2 separate regions of the Homo sapiens genome follow, and region 2 is linked to region 1. A link is an interaction called in ENCODE POLR2A ChIA-PET data of the cell type or tissue named here. Cell type or tissue: HepG2. All regions are shown on one strand.

Evidence for each region. Peaks named below come from ENCODE experiments on the same cell type or tissue, not always from the same donor. Only the 100,000 strongest peaks of a DNase experiment are listed, where the experiment ranks them.
Region 2: POLR2A ChIA-PET joins it to region 1 with 13 read pairs; 1 of 35 experiments calls an interaction of 5 or more read pairs at or near these places.

The regions. Positions count from the first base shown.
Region 1 is chr13:94,300,335-94,308,334 of GRCh38, forward strand. It overlaps GPC6 (glypican 6), which reads left to right. Exons shown (of 9, transcript NM_005708.5): 6 at 5,646-5,789. Among named protein-coding and RNA genes, the nearest start is that of GPC6-AS1, 120 kb to the left of the region's middle. In HepG2, no CTCF peak of the experiment used is centred here; DNase peaks (open chromatin) are centred at 3,427 and 4,887.
Region 2 is chr13:94,116,454-94,124,453 of GRCh38, forward strand. All of the region lies in intron 4 of GPC6 (glypican 6), which reads left to right. Among named protein-coding and RNA genes, the nearest start is that of GPC6-AS1, 68 kb to the right of the region's middle. In HepG2, a CTCF peak has its summit at 3,185 (motif pointing left); a DNase peak (open chromatin) is centred at 3,278; H3K4me3 peaks cover 342 bases.

The sequences.
Region 1 (8,000 bases):
ATTTTAAGAGAAATACGTTAAGATGCCCTAATATTTTTAAAGGAAAAATACTTGTATTTAGAAACCTAAGACACAGCACTTAAACCTGTTATCACCACACCTCCTCTTCCTTCCCATCCCTCCAGAATTATAAAATGTTTCTCCTTTCAGCCCTTCCTATCCTAATGTCAGCTTCTTTAATCTCAGAATGCCAACAGACTTCTGAGACATTATCTTAGTAATCCTCTTAAGAGAGAGGATTCATGAGCCAGATATCTTCCTAAAATCCACAGGTTTTGCAAGTCAGCTAGGTGGAAGGAGAATTGCTTTGTACATCTGTAGCATCTGTCTGCATTGAAGCTTCCAAATACTTTCCCGAATTATCTAATTATCACTTTCAACATCCCTTGGAGAGAAGCAGGCAGCGGTCAGGAGGTGGTAATACCGATTCTGTTTCTTAAAGGGGTAGAGCGAATGATTTGTACCACAATAAGTTGGCTTATCCTGCAGCGATAACCTCTAAAAACTTCTGTTCTGTTGTAAAAAGAAGCCCTTTAGTGTCTTAAAATAGCATTCTTCTCTGGAATTAAAAGCAGAGGAGGGTGGAACAGCTTCACAAATACCTCTAAGTAAATGCAGTTCTATCTGAATCACGTCTCTCCTTGGCAGGTTACAACCACCTTCACAGTATATCTCAGGGTGGGTTCTTTGGAACACCAGTCTTATGAGAACCCCATGAGGAAACCATGGTCAAATAGTTTTGGGAAACACTACTGATGTCATCCTCCCTGTCAATGAGTCTGACCACATGTTATCATGATGGAGCCCTTGTGAAGTTACCTAATTTAACTTTAATAGGTGGAATCTATGATTTATATAACAGCCATTTGCCCTTAAAATAATATTTTGTGGAAAACATTTAAGAGACATCCATTAGCAGGGTGTGGTTGGCATGCACCTGTGGTCCCAGCTACTCGGGAGGCTGAGGCAAGAGGATAGCCTGAGCCCAGGAGATTGAGGCTGCAGGGTGTTGTGTTTGTGCCATTGCACTCCAGTCTGGGCAACGGAGTGAGACCCCGTCTCTAAAATAAAATTAAAAGATTTTTAAAAGGTTAAAAAAAGAAAGAAAAGAACAAGAAACATCAGACCAGACATTTTTTCTTCAAATTTTCTTATCTAGAAAGCAAAACTTCTGGAAAATACAGATTATGGCATGATAAAATTAACTATCAGGTATGTACTTTTCTAGACACATGGTTCTGTTTTTCTGCCTTACATATTGTACTTTATCATCATAGTGTATCTGTGTGGTAAATAATATTGTTATTCCCATTTGACAGACGAGCAAACTGAGGCTCAGAGAGGACCCTGTAAATGTTGGCATGGCAATAGGCTGTCCTCAGCCTCATCCATCTGCCCACCTATATATACTTGTCCTTGGTAAATGCAATCAGTTTCAGGGCTTTAAGTACCATCTTTAAGCTGATGATCCCAATCTCCATCTCCAGCCATAACCAACTGATCTACTGACTCTCATTGAACCTATGGCCCTATCCATCACATTATTATTTCTCAATTGTTTTTTTCCCTTATTCAAAATGTAAAATGTTGGGATACCCAAGCCACTGAGGAAAAGGCTAACTGGTCTCTTATACTAACCTAGCCATGGCCTTCATGAGCCACAAAACTGTGCCTAACTATACTGCTGCTAGAGCAAACTCAGAAAATTGAGACGGTCCAAATTTTCTGCCCAAAAATTTCCTTTGTCACCCACCTCGTGACTCTCATATTTTAAAAATACTTTTTTCAGGATAACAGATTGCTTGCTTCTTAGTCTGCTCAGGCTGCTATAACACAATGCCATGAACTGGGTGGCTTATGAAAAACAGAAATTTATTTGTCACATTTCTGGAGGCTGGGAAGTCTAAGATCAAGGCTTTAGCAGATTTGATGTCTGGTGAGGACCTGCATGGTGTTTTATAGATGATGGCACCTTCCCACTGTGTCCTCACATGAGACAAGGGTGCTGTCCGGATCATTTGTTGTTGTTTTTTTAATAAGGGCACTAATCCTATTCTTGAGGGTAGAGCCTAATCACCTCCCAAAGGACCTACCTCCTAATTCCATCACATCTGTGATTAGATTTCAACTTATGAATTCTTGGAGGACACAAATATTCAGACACATGTATTAAACATCAAATTATTAATTTTTACTTTGTAAGTCATCTAAGTTATATGATGGATATATGTTAAGGTATATTCTCAGTATAAGACTAATACAAAAGTTTTTTTATCATTTCTAAGCAAAAACAACGGCAAAGTACTCCTTTGTAAACCATTCTCATTAGGTTTTGTAAAATTCTGAAAAATAGCTCTTGATCCCTAGGCTGGGAACTTCTGTAATGGAGGGGTCCTTGCGCCCAGAGCTCCCAAGATGGCCACGGGTGGCTTCCAAGATGGCGACAAGCCTCTTGATCTCTGACCTGGGGTTCTTGGCCTCACAGATTCCAAGGAATGGAATCTTGGGCCATGGGGTGAGTGTTACAGCTCTATTAGAAGCCGTGGGTCACGGAAGAGAACCGTGGAATCCAGCGACTAGTGCTTAGCTGAATTAGGACAAACCGAGGCACTTAGCCGTGCAGGAACAATGGCAAGCCTTTAGCCCCATCTGGAGCGGCAAGGGGCACCTCGCTGGATCAGGAGCACAGTGGACACCCGCGGGATCCGGAGGGGTGGGAGTCAGCAGTGGGTCTGCAACGGCAGCAAACAGCAGTGGTGGATGGTGAGCGAAAGCTCAGCTCCAGCCGTAACAAACACAGACCAGAAGAGTGTGCAGTTGCAAGATTTAATAGAGTGAAAACAGAGCTGCCATACAATGGGAGGGGACCCAAAGAGGGTAGCCCTTGCTGGCTGGAATGCCTGGGTTTATATCCCGATCATTGTCCCTCCCCCTGTGCTCTTAGGCGATAGATGATTGGCTATTTCTTTACCTCCTGTTTTGCCTAATTAGCATTTTAAGCTCTCTTTACTACCTGATCGGGTGTGAGCTAAGTTGCAAGCCTCGTGTTTAAAGGTGGATCCGGTCACCTTCCCAGCTAGGCTTCAGGATTCTTAATCGGCCTAGGAAATCCAGCTAGTCCTGTCTCTCACTTCCACACTAAAGGGTTTCTTTTATGGCACTTCTGTTTTTCTAAGGGTATGATAGGATCTCTGTTTAGGGGCTTTCAAGATGTGAGGTTGTTGTGACAGATTGTTATGTAGGTCTCCACCTGATTATGTGGCCAGGTGTTGTTTCCAAAGTAATTAGAAGTCAGTGTTTTCCTCAGTTTTGGTCACAGACCCAGTGATTTCTGCATGGAAGCTATCTTCAACATCCAAACCTGACCTAAATAACAGAAAGCTACTAGGCTATATTGACTAACCTATGTTCTGTAATAATTAACTCCCTCCAAAAAAAAAAAAAAAAAAAATTCCAGCAAACGTGAGGTTTTTCCATTATGATGAAATATCTCCCTAGAACACTAATATTCTTTCAGGGCATTCGTGTTTCTTTGATTTAACTTAACCCAGTGAGCCACATTTTTCCCAAAGGGTGAATTAAAAAGTCCATTAACTCTTTCAGTACATGGCTTCATGAAATCTCAGCAAGGCCGTTAGTATTGTTTCGCCTTAGGCTTTACATTTTTTAAAAGTCAGCTGTCACTTTCAAAGCAATCCAGAATAGCACACTCAACAGATCCCTGGAGCTTTGGAAATGTTAATGCCCTCCATCAGCAGCGACCTTGCCAGAGGGAAGTGATTTAGGCACTACGGAGAAAAGGGCCCACTATCTTTATCACATCGGTTTACACCATCAGCTTCAGAAATTGTGTGAGAGAAGAATAATCAATAGTGTGTTAAGACCAATCTCGAGGAATGCCAAGACAAAGTACCGCCGCTCTGCAAAATGCTGAGTTGAAGGAGAACTTTTGAATACAACAAAAGAAAAATTAGCTGTAGTGGTAAAACAAAATGAATTGTGTCTCAAGACGGAATTTGTCATTGTGAATGGCACTCAGGAGCTCTCTGCGTACTTCAGTGGAATCACATCATATGCGTGATGAAAAATGGTTGTTTTAGAGTTAGACAACACAGAATGAAATAACAAAACTGGAACGAATGCGTTGCAAGTATACTACATGCAAGTTAAGGATCAGCCCATGTAAATAACCCCAAAAAGTTTACTGAAGGAAAAATATCTAGAAAAATCATCTGCTATGGAGAAATGGAAGAAATAGAATAAAGTTAAACTTCATCAAAGTTTCCTGAAAATGTTACTGCATTTCCTGTAGTTCTAGTAAAGGTATTATCTCTCGATAACCAGCACAGAGTGTAAAGCTTCTAAAAACAGCAAAGGAAGTGTCTCCACACCACCCTGAGTGAAATCACTGTGGAAAAGAACTGGCAGCTCAGTCTCTAAGATCATTACAATACAATGTTTGATTTCCCATAGCAATCTTAATTGTGACATGAACAGCTGTCAACAACAAAATTAGAGGAAGCTGTTATTATATGGATTTCATCCACATTTGCTTGTCCTATTTCTATACCACTGCTCAAGAGAGTGTTTTTAAAGAATTCTTCCAGTAGAGATTTTCATTACTCAAAGGGGAGTTACTGAAATTATTTGGCTTTATGTGCTATACAATGAAATAATTTGTCATGATAACAGGAATCCCAAACGGATGTTTATAGAATGCCAAATTCAAGTATGTAAAAGTGAGATACAATTCATTTAATCCTGAAATCATCCTGTGGAGTAACTATTGCAATCCCTATTTTTAGTACAGTTGATTCTCTTTATTGTAGTTATGTTCTATAAAGTCACTGCAAACATTGACTTAGCAAATACTGAACCGTTGCAGCAATGAGAAATACAAGGTTAGGCTCCTGCAAGCCACTGGGCACAACAGTTTCATCAACCAATCAATATGTAGCCTTGTGTTATGTGTGTTTCTGTGAAAAGACACCTTATTTAATATATATTGTTGATTCATTAACATTGAACTCATAGCACTATAACTCAGGCTTGAAGTTTGTCTAACATACATATTTTTGCTATAAGACACATTACACATCTTGTGGTTAGGAAAGCTTGACAGTACTTCAGCCCGATGCTTGGGGACCATTTTAAACATTGAAATCAACAAGAAAAAGCACAAAAATGTGAAAAACATTGTACTACATAGACCACAAAGAGAACACTTGTTTACAGTCTGAGAGCTGAAATAAGGAGAGTGTCTTCTCCAACCTCAGCTGGGAACATGACTCAGATTTTTTGGCACTGTGTCTCTATGTCCATGAGAGTGCTGTGAGTATTAATTCTGGGGTTACAAATAAATTTTAATGAGTAAGCAAATTTGCAAATATGTATCTACCAATAATAAGATTGACTGTGTATGCTGAAACTATGAGTCAGGGATTATAGTTGGTCACTGTGTATCTGTCTGGGTAATTCTTTCTGTTATATTAGTGGTTATACTTGTTTACATTTCAAAATTAGAGTTTATTGGAGGTAAAAGTTTCATAAGAAATGTGGACACCATTGCATTGCACATTTCTGCTTCATGAATTTAGGAGAAAACTCATTGTATAGCTGTTTTTACTTTTCAATGGTTCTTCCAGGTCTTTCAGGGATGTGGTCAGCCCAAACCTGCTCCAGCCCTCAGATCTGCCCGCTCAGCTCCTGAAAATTTTAATACACGTTTCAGGCCCTACAATCCTGAGGAAAGACCAACAACTGCTGCAGGCACAAGCTTGGACCGGCTGGTGAGTATTCACAGATTGATAACCATGGCGGATGCTTTGTTTTACCAAGGTCATTCTTTGAAACTCCCAGGAGATTCTGGAAAAGTTTGTTATAAGAGTCATCTCATGCTTATATCTGCCTCTGTTCTTAATTAGAATATTGAAAAGTAATGGGATCTTTCTTTTGGGTCATGTATTGGATTATTTAAGAAATCTATTAATCCATTAAGAAACTATTAATGCATGTATGCAGTGACCACATTTTCAACTTCTTATTTCTCATGAAATATTAATTTGAAAACTAAGTTGCCAGTTCTTCCAGAGATATAATTGCAATAGCACATTTCTTACTCATCTGCTTCAGTTCTTTTCTGAAAATGGTTATGTATTCAATTATGATATAATGCAAGTTTATTATGACTTCTTATTTGCAAAGTTTTCTGTTTGAAAGACCTTGCCCGGAAACCCCAAATCAATGTTACTATCATTTTTTTTTCTTTTTTATGTGTCTTTAAAAAGTTGGAATCCTTAGAATTAGTCACTCTTTGAGCTGTTTAGATGTGTGTCAGGGGACTTAGTGATATCCATCATCAAAGCAGTTTATAATACTCGGAAAATACAACCATAAACATAGTAAATACAATTTTTAAATGTGTTTTAAAGACCAAATTTTGCCATTTAAAAAAGCTCATAATTTCAAAGAAATACTGCCTGATTATTTTTAATTCAATTTCTTCCATTTGTAGTACTGTAAACACTTTATATACCTACAATTGTTAGTGCTATTAATGTTGCTTTGCCAATTATCTTGATGTAAAATTAACAGATAAAATCCTTAATGTCATAAAGCACTTGAACCACATCTGACTGTGTCATATAAACTTAGATCTCAAAGACTGCCAGTTATGAAAATACTTTTATTAGTCACTGTTATAAATTGCTTTATGATTTTAGTTAATATCCTTCTATAGTGTAGAACTCATAAGATTATATTGGTTGAATTTGGCCTCAAAGTAAGTACATCTCAGCATTTCTGTCTATAAAAATCAAATGTGCTTACAACCTAAAGGCCTATCCATGAAGTATCAAAATAAAGGGGTAACTAACTGTTACATTTTGTTATAAATTTATTGCCATTTATTAGCAAATAAAACCTTCTCTCTAGTGTAGATATTTGTAGTTGCTGCAACCTTCTACTTTACCTGGCTTATATCTATTCTTTTTTTTTTCCCTTGAGACGGGGCTTCACTCTGCCCCAGGCTGGAGTGCAGTGTCATGATCATGGCTCACTGCAAACTTGACCTGCTGGGCTCAAGTGATCCTCCTACCTTAGCTTACTGAGTAGCTGAGACCACAGGCATACACCACCATGCCCAGCTTTTTATTTTTTTGTAGAGGCGTGGTTTTGCCATGTTGTCCAGGCTGGTCTCGAACTCTTGAGCTCAAGCAATCCACCTGCCTCGACCTCCCAAAGTGCTGGGATTACAGGCATGAGCCAACGTGCTCAGCGGCTTACATCTATTCTCTATTGCAGTTTCAGGAAAAGTTTAAAAATAGTCACCATTTTTCTTTTAAACAACCAATTAGATTCCACCAAATAACTAGTCAGCTGTTTTAAAGAAATGATGGTTTTCATTAGATTATATTGTTTAAATTTTACTTTACAAATTGCATTGTATATCAAGATCTTTCTAACCAGAGGACAAATGGTGAGTATGGGTTTGGTCCCTTTTTTCCCATTTTTGCTGGCTCTAACTTAGTTATTGGAACAATTCAGTCTTTTCTGAATTTTTGTAAAATCTAATTTAAGAACAGGAGTACAGTGTGAGATGAATAAGTTCTAAAGATCTGAGGTACTACATTGTGCCTGCAGCTAACAATAGTGTATTGTTCACTTAAAAAAAAACTGTTAAGAGGGTAGATGTCATGTTAAGTATCCTTACCACAATAAAATAAGAAGTTTTAAAAGAACTGGGTACATTTTGCACTTAGTTAAAATTGCACTGAATTTGAATAATATAATGATATGTATGGCAACTAATTAATTTTTTCCCTCTGAAACAGAGAAGCCGTTTTCCTTCATCCCCGGGAGAAATAAACACACACCCTTAAACAGGGGAAGTAGAGCAAGAAAAATATGTTTCTAAAGACAATGTTTTTGCAGCTTAGCATAAACTAAGTAAAGCATCAACACTTCGAGAATTTTCTCTGGTGTTTAAAATCTGATGGACA
Region 2 (8,000 bases), 180 kb before region 1:
TGAGCCCCTGAACACATTGAGCTTAGAATTCACATGCATAAAAGGTGGGCAGGCTTTTATGGTTAATAAATATGACCATGTATGGCTGTCCAAAGCCCTTGGTTTCTTTCCTGTCATATTATCCTGCCTCCTTACAATAATTGATCATTTCCCAGAAGATAACTTTCCATTTTAAGCATTGAAACAAGTATGCCTTGAATAAGCAAGTGTTCACATTAGCGCTTACGTTTGTATTCTACGATGGAGAATGAACTCATGGTCTTTCCTATTTCCATCTTCCCTGATGATGATTCTGTGGCTACAGTTGCCTAGACACTGCCTTCAAGGATATTTGAGTGAAGATGACAGCAATTAAAAGGAGTAATGGTTTTCAAAAGCAGTTGTTCTAACAAGCTGCTGCCCAGGTTAGGTGAGCATGTTAACATCAACTTCTTTGTCAACCTTCAAGGCACTGTCATAATGAGTTGATCTCTTATTATTATTATTATTTTAATGAAAATGAGACATAACAGAGTTTGGGGTTCTTTTCCCCCCCAAATACAGTACTATGTTTCTGAAGCCCATGAGATTACTTGAGCATTGGAGTATTTCAATTACCCTTGCAGTGCACTAAGGAGCAGCGACGTTAATATCTTGTTAATTCCATAACAATCATTGTTCCTTACTTGGTATCCAACATAGCTGCACAAGCATTCTGCCTAATAATAAGACTGCTTTCTTCCCCTAAATGATTTATAATGCACAGGAAAATCACTCATTATGGACTCCACCTCACTGACTCTGCTTTTAGCACCAGACACATAGTGTGGCTTGGTCAGAGAAACCCAGGGCTTAATTATAATTCCAAAGGTGTTGTATCCTGAATAATAATTCTATGTCATTAACAAATGGAAATCCCAGGCAATTATTTGAGTAGGTGAATAACATCAAGGGTAGATGTTATAACCAACTTTTATTATTCCTGAAGAAGAAATGTCACTCGGAATTTGGCTTCTATCATTGGTCTTAATTACCATTTACAATATAGGGCTTAGAGAACAATTACCTAAATCACACATGCTCATAAAGAATCATGGGAAGAGGAAGAAGAGGTGGTCAAGGCAAATCAAGTCATCCTGTTTATTGGACTCCTTCATTTGTTGGCTCAGAACATATTTACCAAACACTTGCTCTATGCCAGGTTCAGTGTTAGGACCTGCAGACAAGAAGAGAACAAAGTAAGTGGTAGAGAAAGGAAAGAACACTTAAACTTCAGCAGGCACCATGGACCAACGGTCAATTCTCAGTTCTGCCTATAGGATGCCCCATTTTAGGCCAGCTTCCCATTTATTGCAATTACTCATTGGGGCAAATGAATAACACAAATACATCTGGTTTTTCATAGGTGAAGATGATTTCTGAATATAGATTTGGAGGTTATTGGCATATGAGTAGGAGCATGCTTGGAAAATTATTTTCCTGAGGACATGTAATTTGGAAACATTGAAAACTTTTTGAAATGAAGGTTGTAATGTTTGAGATATGTTTCTGCTTTAACATATCCAAAATGATTTCTAAAGTCCATGTAAAAGGAAGATTTTAATGTAAAATTGCCTATTATTAGATTATTAAAATTATTGAATATGGAAGAAATATGAAGAAGAATGGTGACTGATGTGGTTTGTCTGTGTCCCCACCCAAATCTCATCTTGAATTGTAGTTCTCATAATCCCCAAGTGTCATAGGAGGGACCCAGTGGGAGATAATGGAATCATAGGGGCAGTTTCCACATGCTGCTGTTCTCGTGATAGTGAGTGAGTTCTCACAAGATCTGATGATTTTATAAAGGGCTTTTCCCCCTTTGCTTGGCAGTTCTCTCTCCTGCTGCCATATGAAAATGGATATGTTTGCTTCCCCTTCTGCCATTATTTTAAGTTTCCTGAGGTCTCCCCAGCCGTACAGAACTATGAATCAATTAAACCTCATTCCTTTATAAATTACCCAGTCTCGGGAAGTTCTTTATAGCAGCATGAGAATGGACTAATACAGAGACGATCAGGAGAGTCTTAGATATTGACAGATCTTCACTTTTGCCAATCCCAAATCATTTCATGTGAACATATGGCGTTTCTCCTTCTCTTTTTCTATTTGCCCTGCATTATTCTTTTCTTGTTTCTCATGTCTTGTGTCCCTGTTCAGGAAAACTCATACTTTCTCTTTTAGTCAAGGTTTCTATTGCTTTTTGAAGTTTATTCTCCCTTCTTTAGCTATAGCCACCTTTCTTGAACTAGTTTAAGTTCCTGCCTTGATTTCCTTCAGTGATGAGAAAATTTCCTGTCTCTAAGGGAGTTCAACAGAGTCAGGCTCCCATATGTTGTTCTAGCAGAAAGAGAAACCTACTATATGCCAAAGAAACACTTCCTGTGCTTTACTTCTGCTTCAGAGAGTGTCTCTGGGCATAAGCAGGCTCCTCGACTAAACCTCCAGTAAGAAGTGTCCATCAGCATCACAGCCATAACTCAAATCTAGATATTCAAATTCCTGGCCTGTATATACATTATGTATGTGTGTGTGTGTGTGTGTGTGTGTGTGTACACTTGCATATATGTATGTGTATATATATATACATTTAAAATTACAATATATGTGTGTGCATATATGTATAAAATCAGAATTCTTGTTAATATCCTCATATATTCACTCATTTATTCAATAATATTACTGAGCACCTACTATATGCAAGCCACTATTCCAGGTCGTTGGTATCTAATGCACAAAACAAAGCCTGAGCTGTGTTGGAGCTTACATTCTGGAGAAAAAAAAGGGACAACAATGAAGTAAAAAGTAAAAGATGCAGTATGTCAGTTGGTGATAAGTGCTCTGAAGAAAAATAAAGCAGAGAAGGGAGCCTAGGAGAGCCAAAGGAGGGGTAGGGGATGTTTGCTCCTTTAAATGGCGTGGTCAGGGAAAGCTTCACTGACAAGGTGACCTTTGAGCAGACAACTGAAGGCGGTGAAGGAGCAATAGGGCAGGGGTTGTGGGGGAATAGCATTACAGGCAGGAGAAACAGCAGGTGCAAAGCCTGGAGACAGGACTGTATTTGGCTTTGTCCAGACCCAGGTAAGAATCGTTTCTCCAAATTACACAACTTGGCTGAGGGCAGTGGGCAGGAGAAGCACCATACACAGAAAACACTGTGACCAGTGCCCCCTGGAGTTGTGCAATGAGTCTGCCCTTGCAAGGACACCAGTGTGGCTTGAGTAGAGGGAAGCGAGCCAGATCTCAGAGTGCCTTGTAGACCTGTGTAAGGACTTTGTTTTACTCAGCAGTATGCTAGTAAATGTTTAACAATCAGCTCTTGGGGGAATGAAGGGGAAGAGATTTGACTTTGATTTGTAGCATTTGTCAATTGCTATAGTGGAAACAGTCACACCAGGGCTGAGACTAAGCAGGACGTTGCTGAATGTGGAGCTGGGAAGGGAAGTGCAGCGGTACCAACGCTCATATAGTATTTCTTACATATAGATAAAATAGATGTAAATAGCTGCAAGAGCATAGATGATATAGTAAAGCGTAATAGGAAGGGATGAGTTTTGAGAATGAGTTACCTATGTTTTAAATATAATGTATATAATTATATGTTTATGTAATTTAATTTTTAAGAATGGCTGCGTTTCTCAAGCTTGCAAAATTTGTCAGCTCTCTTGAGCTGGTATGAGCTGGCTTCAGCACACCACTGGATTTCCTCGGAGTGAGGGCTCATAAGCAGTAGACATACACCACCAGACTGTAGAAGGATCGCAGTGCTGTTCTGAAAACAGGTGATAGGTGGTCAAAGGCAGGAGCAGGGAGACCAGTGAGGAGGTTTTCCAAAACCTTTAGGATTCAGCAGAAAACATTTGGACAAACCCTGCACCTGCCCATGGTTTCCCTCCCAAGTAGCTTAAGAGCATGAGAGTATGATCCTGGCCTTAGTCACTTACCTTAATTCCTCTATTCTTAAAGGCCAGGTTTCTTCCGGTTAATGTTTCTGAAATCAGGATTAAGTTGGGATGCATCTAGAAACTGATCATGTACACTTAATACATATGGTTTCTTTTTTTTTTTTCCCCTGAAAAGCTGGTATGAAATCAATGTGGGTTTAGCAACTGATAGCATTTTACAACTGAGAAAACATTCTGTTTTGCTTTGTGAACCACAGAATTGATCGTAGTATTGTTTGTGCCCCCACAATTGAATACAACTGATAAAGGCTTTGGAATATAAATATAGACTTTATAAATAAAGCCTGAGGAAATTGAGAGTGTTTTAGTAGGAAAGACAAACACTAAGATGTGGGGAAAGGTGTAGGAGGAATCAATGAATCAGGTGTTCAGGAGAGCCAGTGAGTTCTTCTCTGATTAAATAAGATAGACAGCCATCTAGGGATGTGATTTAAGGAGTGCTACCTCCCTTTCCCAACAGCCGGCAAAGACAGATTATATTCCCACTAGTTCAGTTCTCTGGGCTTCAAGCATTGTCTCTGGGTGATCTCTGTTAAAATGTCTGAGAGTGACCCAGGAGGCAAGGCACATTCACAGAGGGACCATTAAAAAGATTAATGGGAGGGAAACACCCAAAGGAAATGAGGCTAGAAAATGTTAATGGAGAATCAACGCTGGGTACAGATCTAGTGCAGAGTCTTTCAGAGCCTAGTCATGACTAAACCTCTTTCAACAGGTCCCTTTGACTTCAGCAAGCTTACACCACCATGTGCTGTTGGGGTACCATACCTCTGCCACACCACTTTCTTCCATTGTAATGACTGCTTATCTTCATTCTTGTGTTCCCAGAGTGGGCCCTGTAGAAGCACAGGAATAAAGACGGTTGGCATTAGTTTTACACAAAACCCACAGATTAATTCTACCTTTATTGTTTTCTCTCTAGCCAAGGATAATTACTTTTGTATATTATCCTATCGCACTTTGCAGTTTTTATAATGTCACATCCAAATCTCAGTTTATTAAATAACTCGAAACACAAAAGTCATTCAATAAAAATGTTTTTCAAGCAGTAATTATCCCTTAGGAAGAAAAGTTTCATTTCTATAACTGGTAAAAATAATTTAACGTGAATATAATGGACATTGGATGATTATCATCTTTGAAATTAGGATACACGGCAATACTTAACGATATATTATCTGTTAAGCGTTATCAATTTAGATGAGGGCTGGAAGCCAACATGATTGTGAACCCAAATAAAACATAGACACAGAGATATTTGTAACTATCCAGTTATTAGGTTAGTCATCCAGCTGATTTTTTTAAAGATTATCATCAGTACTTCCTCTTAATCTTAAAATAGAGCTGTACATTGCACCTCTCCAGGGTCTGTGGATTTCTATTGAATCAGCATTGTTCATGTTCAAGATTCTTCACACTCAGTAATACAGGAGTCCTTGGGCTACTGTGCTCCTCCTACCCAACCACTCATTCCATGCTTCAGCACAACTGTTCTGATATGAGTCATATCTTTATCTACTAGGATTCAGCATAAGATTTCATTTGGAAAAAAGAGTCTTGGTGCTACCGTTAAACAATTTTAAAACTACTGGTCTAGTTTATGGGGCACCCTAAAAGATAGACTATGTCTGAATGGAATAGTGCTTGGAGGGGTAAGAAATAATGTGAAAGGTCCTTCTTGCAGGATTATTATATATAAATAAAAAAAAGTTTTCTATTTGTAAGAGGTATAAAAATGAAAGCCACAATTTTTTTTAAAATATAGAGAATACACCTGATTTTTTGGAAACTACTGTGTGCCATGTTTTGTGTTGGGCACTTTGCAGGCTTTTCTCATTTAATCCTCTATGAAGTCTCATTTGACTTCATTTTATGGAGCAGGAAAATTAGATACTCAGATTGTTCTGCCTGCATCTAAAGTCAGGTCCAGTCTGACTGCGTTTCAAACTCTTGGAACCTCTGACATTTACTCAATATTTTAAAGTGTGTATTATAAATAACTGTCTCCCTGAGGTGTGTTAGGTTTGGCTTTGCCCAAAGTTAGTAATTAGGTTGGATGACCAGTCCTGCAACTCCAGCCTGTTGGCCAACTTTCCTATTTGATCTGAGACTCGTTACAGGGCAGTTTTGGCATGGGTAAGAAAGGAGATGAGAAATAGATGAAACCACACTGCAGGATTAAACCTGAAATGTTATTTGGTGGAAAAAGTATTCCCAGGCTAAACTCTAGTTCTTTCATTCACTACTCTGCACACGTCATAAATCAGCCAGAAGAGAGCTATTTCCATATTTTAAATTGCTGCAAAAATCTCTCCAACTTCCTCATTTTGCAGATAAAGCTTCAACATTATATGAAGCAGTGTATGTTGAATTTTAATGCTTACTTCAGAAATCATACTTACTCACTTTGTGTGTTTTTGACGCTCTTCTTACATGCAACCATGACCTAATTTGTTTGCAGAACATGTTTACTTCTGTAGTGGTTTATTATTAAAATGTTTCTAAGCTTCTGTCTTAGCTATTTAGAAAGCTAAAGAAAGAATCCCTGTTGCCTTTGAATAATGTATTGGCCCTTGCTAATATCTTACTGAAATAGCTCAAACCCAGTTTAAAAAATCATTTCATAATATTTTAGCCATTCTCATATATGAGTTATATTATAAATGTCATAAATCTTTTCAAAATGTTAAAACTTAAAAAAACTGTGAGACATAGACAAAATACTATTAGTAAATATTTAAGTATCAATATTTGAAAACGTTACAGAAATATGCTTTAAAAATATCTACAATGACAAAAATATATGAGCTAGAAAATCCTTAAATTAAGTCTGAGCTATAAAATGTAGAGCCATATTAAATGTCACTTTGCATTCAATTTGAAGGAAAAAATTAAGAAACCAAAACACTTTGTTAAATACAAACACTTCCCCAAAAAATGTTTAACTCTTAATCATGTTAATATATATTTTAATCCTATTATGAAACAGGTATATCAAACATATATACTTAAGTTACTGGATATGTAAACTTAATTCATATACCTTGTTCTTTAATAGTCATCTCTTGTTGCATAAGGCATCTTATATCTCTCTCTATTCCTAGTCTTGGTTACTAAGATATGATGGTATAAATATCATCATGAGATAACATCTTATTTATCATTTTTCAGAAACCAAGAGTTAAAAACTTCCCAAAATGCCACAAATCTTTGAGCTCTTAAGCAACTGTGTGTGTGTTTGTATGCATGCACGCATATGTTTGTATTTGAAAAGGGAGTGGGGGAGGGGGTAAGATAGTTATAATGCATGTTGTGATTTATTGGATACTAATCTTGGGAACACAAGATTACATTTCAAAGGTCAGCTTTGCAGTCATGAAAAACAAAGATTCTGCATGTTTGATGCTAATGAGCCCTGTTTATCCAGTGTGTGAAGTAAGACAAATATTAGATTAAATCTAAATCACAGAATGTTCTTATTATAGATAGAAGCCTTTCTGGGAGCAGATGTGCTAATACTAAATAGAACACTGCTATAAAATGTTTTCCTGAATTACTGAAGTAAATAAGATACACTAATGAAAATGGGGAGGGGGAATCATTTATAAAATTAAAATCTTGTAAAAGCACAATTAGAAGAGTCTACTACCTTTAAAAATGTGACTTTATAGCCCCGTATATTCCTTTGAAAAATAAAGTCCTTCCTAAAACCATGATTTCCAAGTCCATGGGTTTATTTAGGTATTCTTTAAGCACTTCATTTTTACAACATGACTCTTGATTGACATCCCATTACTTACATGCCATTCAAATTGTTCTCAGTTTCCCATTTCCTACTTTTTCCTTTCAATTTTGTGAATTGTGTGCATCTTGGTCATTGGGCTCATTTATTCATTCAACAAATGTTTCCAAAAAGCCCATCATGCACTAAGTCTAAGCTCAGCTTGGCACCTGTGATGCAAAGATAATCAAGTCATGATTCCTGCCTTCAGTGAACTCATCATATGAAAACAAAGA